Linked DNA regions of Homo sapiens: region 2 is linked to region 1. A link is a contact called in ENCODE Hi-C data. All regions are on one chromosome and are shown on one strand. Each heading gives the region's core, a stretch centred on a gene start or an enhancer-like site at or near the end of the contact. The rest is flanking DNA. Distances are from core to core; before and after follow the strand shown.

Region 1 (4,244 bases), core at 466-2,965:
GGCAGAAAGCAGAGAGAGAGAGTGGAAGCAAGCTCTCTCGTGTCTTCTTATAAGGGCACTAATTCCATTCATAGAGGCTCCAACGTCATGACCTAATTACCTCCCAAAGGCCCCACCTGCTACTACCATCACCTTGGGGATTAGCATTCTAACATATCAATTTTGAGGTGACACAAACACTCAGGCCATAGCACAAACCACAGGGCTTTTTGAAAGTCTTAGGGAAAAGAAAGTTGAAGTGCAACTTCCTTTCCAAATGTGGGCACATACACCATAGCCACACCACCTGTTAGCCCAGAACTGTATTTATGTCATCCTCCAGCCTGAGCCTCCAGGGGGCTAGGACTGCAGGACCCATGCTCTTAGTATGAAATGTGCTATCAGTGTTTTTCTTTCTGCCCACATAGTTACAAACAACTGAATTCAATCCAAAGTGCATTTCTTGAGTGTTTACTAGGTACTGCCTTACCAGGAAGTGACTTAAAGAATATAAAAATGCATAGGACATGGTTTCTGCCCCTCAAGATCACTACATGAAGGAGACCCACATACATATTAATAAATGAAAAAGATTATTTTAATTAAAACAGAAGGGAGAATTCAGACTTAAGCAATAACTCTTGACCATCAGAATGATAACACTGGAATTTCCTCTGAAAGGCGAGCTGAAGAGTTTCCTCCTTTAGACATAAAGTGAGACTGAACAGCCAGCCATCTTTGGTTGGTTAGACACCCACCTGACCCAGAACAGAGCTTGGGGCAGGTAATATTGCCAGGCCCCTCCCACTGTATAATTCTAAGACACTGTCATTTCTAGGTTGCTAAAAATAGAAACATGGCATCTGGTATGTAACAATATACAATATTGCAGCTGTGTCTTTATGATGAATAATAATACTTTGGAGTTATATGATGAGGCAATCACCTTGCAAGTGCAATCTCATTAACCCTCACAATATTCTGATTAGGTAGGCAGGTGGCAAGTGATCTGAACTCAGTTTGCAATTGAAGGAACCAAGACACAGAGAATCTGAGAAACTTCCCAAGGAGCACCCACTTTCAGTCACAGGTGGGAATGTGGCCCAGGTCTCCTGTCTCCAAATTTGTTGCTCTGAGCAGTAGTCCACACTGCTTCCAAGGTTCAGCAGCAGAACAAACTCGAAATTGGCATTGTCCTGGATCTACCCCCTGGGAAATATTGCTGACTTCTCTTAAGTGAATGCCAGAACCACCCCAAGATTAAGTTCAGTATTTCCTTGTTCTATTAACCTCTGGCAATTAACCTCTTCCTCCTTCCAAACTCCAACCTGTCTTGAAATAAACCGAAGAAATATTTAAACCACGCCAAAACTTCTCTATGACTTCTGTTAATCTCTCCCGAGTTTTTGTTCTGGTGTGTGGGTGCAATTTAGTTGAAGGTCAGTTGTTTTTAGAGAGTCACTGTTCTAAAAGTCTTTAAACACTCGTTCAGGCACCCTGTGTAAATAGATTTCTTCTCTCAGTCCCGATTTTATTCATGTCTTTGATAATAGAAAAAAATACTTGTTTGCTTTCCTAAACATGCTGTGTGATTTTGCTCAGACTAGAGGAACAGGTTTGGTGATGCTGATTTAAAATCACAGGAAAATGACACCATGAGCCAGGAGACATTTGCCAGCCCAGAGCAAAGGCGTCTTCTGAGCCTCTGGGGAAACACTGATATTCGTTTATAGGGAAACAGTAAGATTAATATGGGAACTCGGGTTGTGCTTTTGGGGGCAGGATTCCCTGGCTCCTTTTGAGACAATGACACGCGGCCACATCTTCAAATTGTTAATTATGTACTGCCCCCTAGGGATTTTTGTTTTGCTGGTGACAACCTGCTTCAGATCCTACAGGAAATATTTATCAGCCAGCTTCAGCCGGTATTTGTCTCATCGAAGGCTGCACCTTTTTGTGACCTTGTTGTACTGAGTCTACCCCTTTCTCTAGCAAGTCAGATTCACACACTTTACTTTTTGAATTGTTGATTTTTTCCCTCCCTCTTTTGTCTTTATTTGGTTTTATTTCCCCAGGATGGCTGCATTTGAATAGTGTGGGGAGGACTGACGTCTCTGCTCTTTAAAGCGCTGCTCTTACCAACCTCCACATTTCCCCTGTGGCTTTGTAAACATCCTTGGATTTGGGTAACAGAGGAAGAGCAAACTGTTAATCATAGACACTTACACATATGCACTTACATGTTTATCTGCACTTACTGATGGAGGAGTTCTCTATACTCTGAAATGTTCTCTATGAAATTCCATTTAAATCAAAAACTTTTATCAGAAAAATGAAATTGCTTCATGATTGAATAGCACTTTGCTTCTAAGTACCAGCCATCGAGGCTGATGAAATGGCCCAGATGACGCTTTTCCCCAGAAAGACATCCTTTACCCTTTATTTTAAAGTTAGAGTAAAAAATGTTGGCCCTATATTTCTTCGCACACTTTCAATACAGAAACGGTCTTAAGCTATAATAAATGACACAGTATCTGATATGAATGTTGTAAATATGCGTTGTTTTTACTGTTTGTGTAGTTTGTTCCTTTTTTTAAATAATGCATAAGACAGCCCTGGCAGGAATCTTTCTTCATGGATTGTATATTTTTTTAAACACACACACACACACAAATCCTGTACACAACAACTTTAGCAAATATATGCACGATCCAAACAGTTCAGAAATATAAGATCTGAAAATGAGCAAAGGGCAGCAGATTTTTGAATAGGCTTCATCAGCCGAGGGGAGAGGTCAGTCGTGGAGATTAGTTATAGGAGCTATTAAGTCTCCTCTGACACCCACAGTACAAGCTGCTTAACATAATCAGCCGCAATCAGCAAAACTGCTGTTTATTACAAAACGTTTTTCCCTTTTAATATTTCATATTGTTATGTAAAATGGTGCAGTGTAGGGACACACACATTTCACCAGGGACATATTGTACAAATTGTCAGCAATAATAATTTGTGGCTCTTCTCATGACATCTTTTGAAGTTAAAACGGTTGAGCGATACCTCTCCAGGGCTATTTTCTCTAATGTGGTTAATAGTTTGCACTGGAGTTGACCAAGCACCCTCTGGGTGATGTCGACATTTACCAGTATGAGAAAATGTTTGTGTGACCGAACATCAGCCAGACAAGTCTGTAATTCCAGGCCATGAAGCTTGGTTCTGCTTTCTCTTACCCATTTGGTCAGTGCCCTCAGTTATAGGTGTGTCTCATACTGGAATAAAAATGAGCAGAGGCATTCCCTAGTCTGTCCTAATCACCAGAGTAATTCCTCTTTCAAAACATTTTAATTTAAATAGAACTGATTATGAGGCACACGGTAGGAGTCTATGTAGAATGAATTTCATACACTGAGTATTGGGATAAGAGAAATTTCCTAACTGTCCAATAGGACAGGTTGCCATGGCCTAGATTAGAGGACACTTGGATATTTTTTTTTTCACAGTGCAAGTTCATGTGTGTTTTTTTTTAATACTTTAAGTTTTAGGGTACATGTGCACAACGTGCAGGTTTGTTACATGTGTAAACATGTGCCATGTTGGTGTGCTGCACCAATTAACTCGTCATTTACATTAGGTATATCTCCTAATGCTATCCCTCCCCCCTCCCCCCACCCCACAACAGGCCCCGGTGTGTGATGTTCCCCTTCCTGTGTCCATGTGTTCTCACTGTTCAATTCCCACCTATGAGCGAGAACATGCGGTGTTCGGTTTTTTGAGAGGACCCTTGGATATTATTTCCACATTTCTCTAAGAGAATAAGAAAGTACAGAGGCAGACGTTGCTGGTTCCCCTTCCAGTCCACTAAGCATCTTGTACAAGATGTCCTAACCCCTGACAGCTGTCTCCTAAGGTTCCATCCCTGGTCATCCCTCCCATTCACCCAGAGCCAGCATAGCTGGTTCATGGGAACTCTGGGCTGAGCAGGAGGCACTGGAGCAGAACAAAAGTGTAGGGTTTTATTTGTACAAATATGGGAATACTTAAAAGCTAAAATAAGCATTGTCCCTTTCCAAGTGAGCACCTTAGCAGGCTAAATGACACATTTATTCGAACACTGGAGCAGCCATTTCTCCCAATTTTGGTCCATCTTGTTTAGAAGCTGTGAAAGACAATCAGTGTCCTTCCTGTAGAGTCACTCATACCTTCCTTTGAACATTAACTCAATCATCTATTTCATTCATCAGGTCTGACTCCAAGTGAATGGACATTCC
Region 2 (4,204 bases), core at 1,424-3,923, 750 kb before region 1:
GGTGGGGAGGGAGGGTACTCCGTGGAACGGAACTCCAAGCTAGGGCTGGCGGTTCCAGCTAATCTATCTGGCGAAGACAAAATTACAACAGAGCTGGAGCGATCAAAGCAGGCCCCCGCCCCCACCCCCACCCCCGCCCGCCCGCCTTCCCTGCCCAAAGTCTGTTTGTAGTTGTCTCCTCGGCTGCAGACACACTCGTCCATCTTCTCACGACAAGGAAATTCCTGCCAGTTTTTCCAGAGCCTGCAAGGAGAAGACAAACGCACTTCACCCGTCCCAGAGGAGGAGGATTCCCTTTGTTTAACCTCCTCCTCCCACAGTCGGCCTTCAGCTCTGAAATGGGGGAGGGGGACAGGGGATGGAAAGACCCTGGGCGGGGAAGGGCGGTTATAACAGAACCCCGGGTCCAACTCTGCCTTGCTGGTCCCTCCTCTTCCTCCTCCCTCTTCTCTTTCCAAGCTTCTCCCTCCCTCCCTCTCTCCCTCCCTCTCTCCCTCCTTCCGATCTTCTAGATCCTCTTCCCACCCAAGTCCTCTCCTGGGCTCGCGCGCCCAGAGCCTGGGCAGGCGCTGTTTATTTCCCGGCCTTCGTGGTTTGGCGGGAAAGGGCTTCGTCCTGGCTTGTTCTTGAGTGTCTGGGACAAATCCTTTTGTTTGTGTCTAAATGTGGAATGAGAAGCCTTCCAGGTTGATAATGGGGCTCAGACAGAAGAGGGAAAGAGCAGAGAAGCAACACGCATGTGTCTTTTGCAGCCAGTATGCGATGTTAGTCCAGGGTTTGGAACCCCTTCCAGGTGGATCACGGTTTCACACACACACCCAACTGTGCTCATCTGTCTTTTATTACCCCATGTTCCACTCTCCTGGGTTCTTTTCTTAGTTCCTTTCAGCCCTCTCCTTCCTAGAACCTCTTCTCAGAACCCTACAGTTCAGTGAGAGGGTGAGAAAAAAAGATACATCCTAAAACTCCCCTCGAGGAACGAGGCACCCCCGTGACATATCCGGAAACAGGCCAGCCCTGGGCCGACACGTCCATCCTTTCTTGATTTCGGCCACTGTAGAGCCCAACTCTGACAGGCTGGACTTTCCTGTCACACCTACCGATGTCAAACCCACGCCCTTCCAGAGTCCAGATGGATACCCTCCGCCCTGACCCGCTTCTTGGAACATTGACTGAAGGGTATATACATAGGGGTAGAGGAAGGCTCCGTGCACTTTAGACACGTGCGCCTCCCCCTCGCCCTGCTGCCACATGCAGAATGTACACTGATGACAAACAGACACACTTACCAGGGCACATGCCAGCGGCGTCCATCCTCCTTCCCGGCCAGGCATCAGCAAGCGAGACGGCCTTGAGGCAGGTGCCATCGCCACAGGGAGAGTGGCTCCGAGCTCCCGATGTCTCCCTGGGAGTCGAGGCATTCAGGTACCCCAAAGCCAGTTTCGAGCCTCCCGGGCGGGGTGGCCGAAGACCTTGACGAGGCTGGGCGTCCCCCTCCGCCTCCCGCTGTGCTTCCGCGCTGCTTCCTGCTCTGCACTACCTCCGCCGCCGCAACTGCCCAGCGCCCCTCTCTGAGAAGCCCTCTGCCTGCTGCACGCAGCCCATAGGTTCCGCTACATCTGGGATGCATTGCCCCTTAATTGTCAATCCCATTATTGTGATCAAGTGAACGTTGCTAATCTCTACATTTATTGTTTAGGTAAATAGAGGCTGCATTTAATCAATATGCAGGGCCCCAGCCCTCGCAGCGCCAAGTAACTTAAGTCAACGGTGAAGATTTCAGTGTGTGCATAATTACAGAGCTCGCGGAATCATCGGTCCAGCTCAATTCCACGTCTCTTCGCCGACCTGGGGGAGGCGGAGGAGGGAATGGGAGGAATCTCCATCCTCCAAGGGGTCGAGGGCCAGCTCCTTCAGGGCAAGTAAATGACTTCGTGGAGGTGACACCGCGCGCCTGGCCCGCGCCCTCGGCGGAGCGCCCTGTGAGCGCGGGGGCCTGAGGCGGGACTGGGGACTGCCCCCAACTTCCGAGCGGCAGAATCTGGCGCTTGGCGCCCCGACTCTACAGCTTCTGGACCTCTCCCCTCCCAAATTTGCCTCAGGAAGGAGGGTGGTTCCGCGTTCGGCAGGTCCCCGGCAGGCGGGAAAGCGGGGGCGGGGCTCTGGAGGTGGGTTGCCCCAAGTTCGCGACACCCTGCCCCAGCACGCAGGCTCCCTCCTCTCCTCCGCAGCTGCGGGGAGCAGCAGACTTCCTTGCCCGCGGGGAACTCCCAAGAATCCCACGATTGGGCGCGCAGAGCGCGGGTTATTTGCGCTTCTTCTTAAATAGCTATTGTTTCCTAATTTAAGAGGACCTTCGCCGGGCTAGAACGTCAGGGATTCGCAGCAGGGGGTGGGCGGGTCTGGGGAGATGGGCGGTTCGCGCCGGCGAGGGGTGGTATCAGCTCCTTACAGTAGCTTGGCTCCCGGAGTGGTGTCAGAGTGAGGGCCTCTTGGTCTCGGCGGGGAAAGGGTTAGCTGAGAATCTTTCGGGGGGCGGCGGAAAGAACCCGACCCCCGCGACACCCTGGAGTGGGGCCCAAGAAGCTGATCCTCAAGTTTGAGGCGCCAACACTTCTCTTTCGGCAACTCTGTTGTCGCGAGTTTCTCTTTCTTCTGGTTCCTCTTTCTCTGCTCCATTCCCGGACAAGTCGGACGTAAACAACCAATAACTTCAGTTGTAACCAGACACCCCCCTTGCATGGAATTGTCCGGCTTTATGTAAGCAGGATTCTAAGGTCAAATCATTTGACAGTTTAGGGTGCCATTGCAACCTCCCAACTAAATTACAGCTGAAGTTTGAATATAAGGGCCCTTGGTATTTGATGGCAGCTGGCTGTTTTTAATTTTCGGAATGGAACAGTTTTCGTATAAGGTATCCCTCCCTGCTTTCTTCTTCCCTTAAGTTGAACAGCATTTGGAACAAGGGGGAAATGAAACACAAATATCGGTGCAATCCTGAAAACCTTTTTCTCTCTATTACTACATTCAGAGCCTCCCCTCTGCCCGGCCCAAGCTACTCCCAAGCCTGTAACTCTCCTCATCAGTTGGGCAGACCTCTTACCGCTGGGCTGCAAACCAGTGCTGCCTCTGCCTCTACAAGACAGATAAATACGGCGTCAGACTCTTTTTTTTTTTTTTTTGAAAAGAGTCTCACCCAGTCGCCCAGGCTGGAATGCAGTGGCGTGATCTCGGCTGACTGCGACCTCCGCCTCCCGGGTTCAAGCGATTCTCCTGCTCCAGCCTCCCTAGAAGCTGGGATTACAGGCGCCCGGCACCACGCCCGCCTAATTTTTTGTATTTTTAGTAGAGACGGGGTTTCACCATCTTGGTCAGGCTGGTCTCGAACTCCTGACCTCGTGATCCACCCACCTGGGCCTCCCAAAGCGCTGGGATTACAGACGTGAGTCACCGCGTCTGGTCCAGACTCTTTTGATTAGGAATGTCAACTTAACCTTTTCTGGATGGCAGTTGTTTTTAAGCTAGGATAAGGAAAAGAAAGGCAACAGAGCTGATAGCTAGGGCTCCTGGGTAAGCACAAGCCCTTTGGAGGTCTCAGGAGGTGGGTGTGAATTAAGGCCCACCACTTAAGGCCCACCACTTAAGGCCCTGTGACCTTGGGCGGGCCTTGAAACTTGTGTTTCCTTCTCTCTAAAATGAAGCTAATAATTTCGACTTTGAAGGATTGTTATGAAGGTTAAATAAAACTATATAGGAAAATTCCTAACAATGTGCTCCATACTTATTAATAGTTGAGCTAAAAAAGTTCTTGCCTTCCATTTTCCACTGAAATAACATTCCCAGCTAAAACTTACTGTGAAACTAAAGGCAAAGCCAACAGCCGCTATAAAACAGAATTTTAGTGTGTGTGTGGGAAGCACAGGGCCTAGTACAGAAGCAAGGTTGGATGAGGATGAATGCAATGACAGCCTGCAGCTGCCTGATTTGGAAGGAGTAAGGTTAGCTGCTCCAGTCAGCCACACATTTCATGGTCTGGCTTTCATAGTTCTCCAGGAGGGGAAGAGGAGGCCTTGTCTCTAAAAGTAATAGCTAATATTTATTGAGCGGTTATTATATACCAGGCATTCTGCCAAGTGCTTTACACACAGCATCTCATTTAATCCACACAATAATCTTACCAGGTGAGTCTTACTGATATCTTTTT

What was found. Hi-C counts contacts between places; a loop is a spot of excess contacts on that map. Pooled maps may share reads with other maps.
Region 2: a map with no recorded cell type shows a loop between it and region 1 (4-fold over the local background). The contact joins the promoter of LINC01305 here to the enhancer-like site in region 1. A Hi-C loop is called at or near these places in 7 of 168 maps with a recorded cell type or tissue (colonic mucosa, gastrocnemius medialis, heart left ventricle and 3 more), 4 of 37 single-sample maps with no recorded cell type and 4 of 50 pooled maps.

What each region holds. Positions count from the first base shown.
Region 1 is chr2:173,569,067-173,573,310 of GRCh38, reverse strand. No RefSeq gene overlaps it. Among named protein-coding and RNA genes, the nearest start is that of CDCA7, 220 kb to the right of the region's middle. RefSeq lists a silencer at 239-298. Within about 2 kb of position 1,715, at least 7 of the 41 ENCODE cell types and tissues checked have a DNase peak (open chromatin) inside an H3K27ac peak, as active enhancers do.
Region 2 is chr2:174,324,496-174,328,699 of GRCh38, reverse strand. LINC01305 (long intergenic non-protein coding RNA 1305) reads right to left here and starts at 2,673. Exons shown (of 3, transcript NR_038897.1): 1 at 1,290-2,673; 2 at 1-243. RefSeq lists enhancers at 1-115, 2,165-2,284, 1,752-2,569.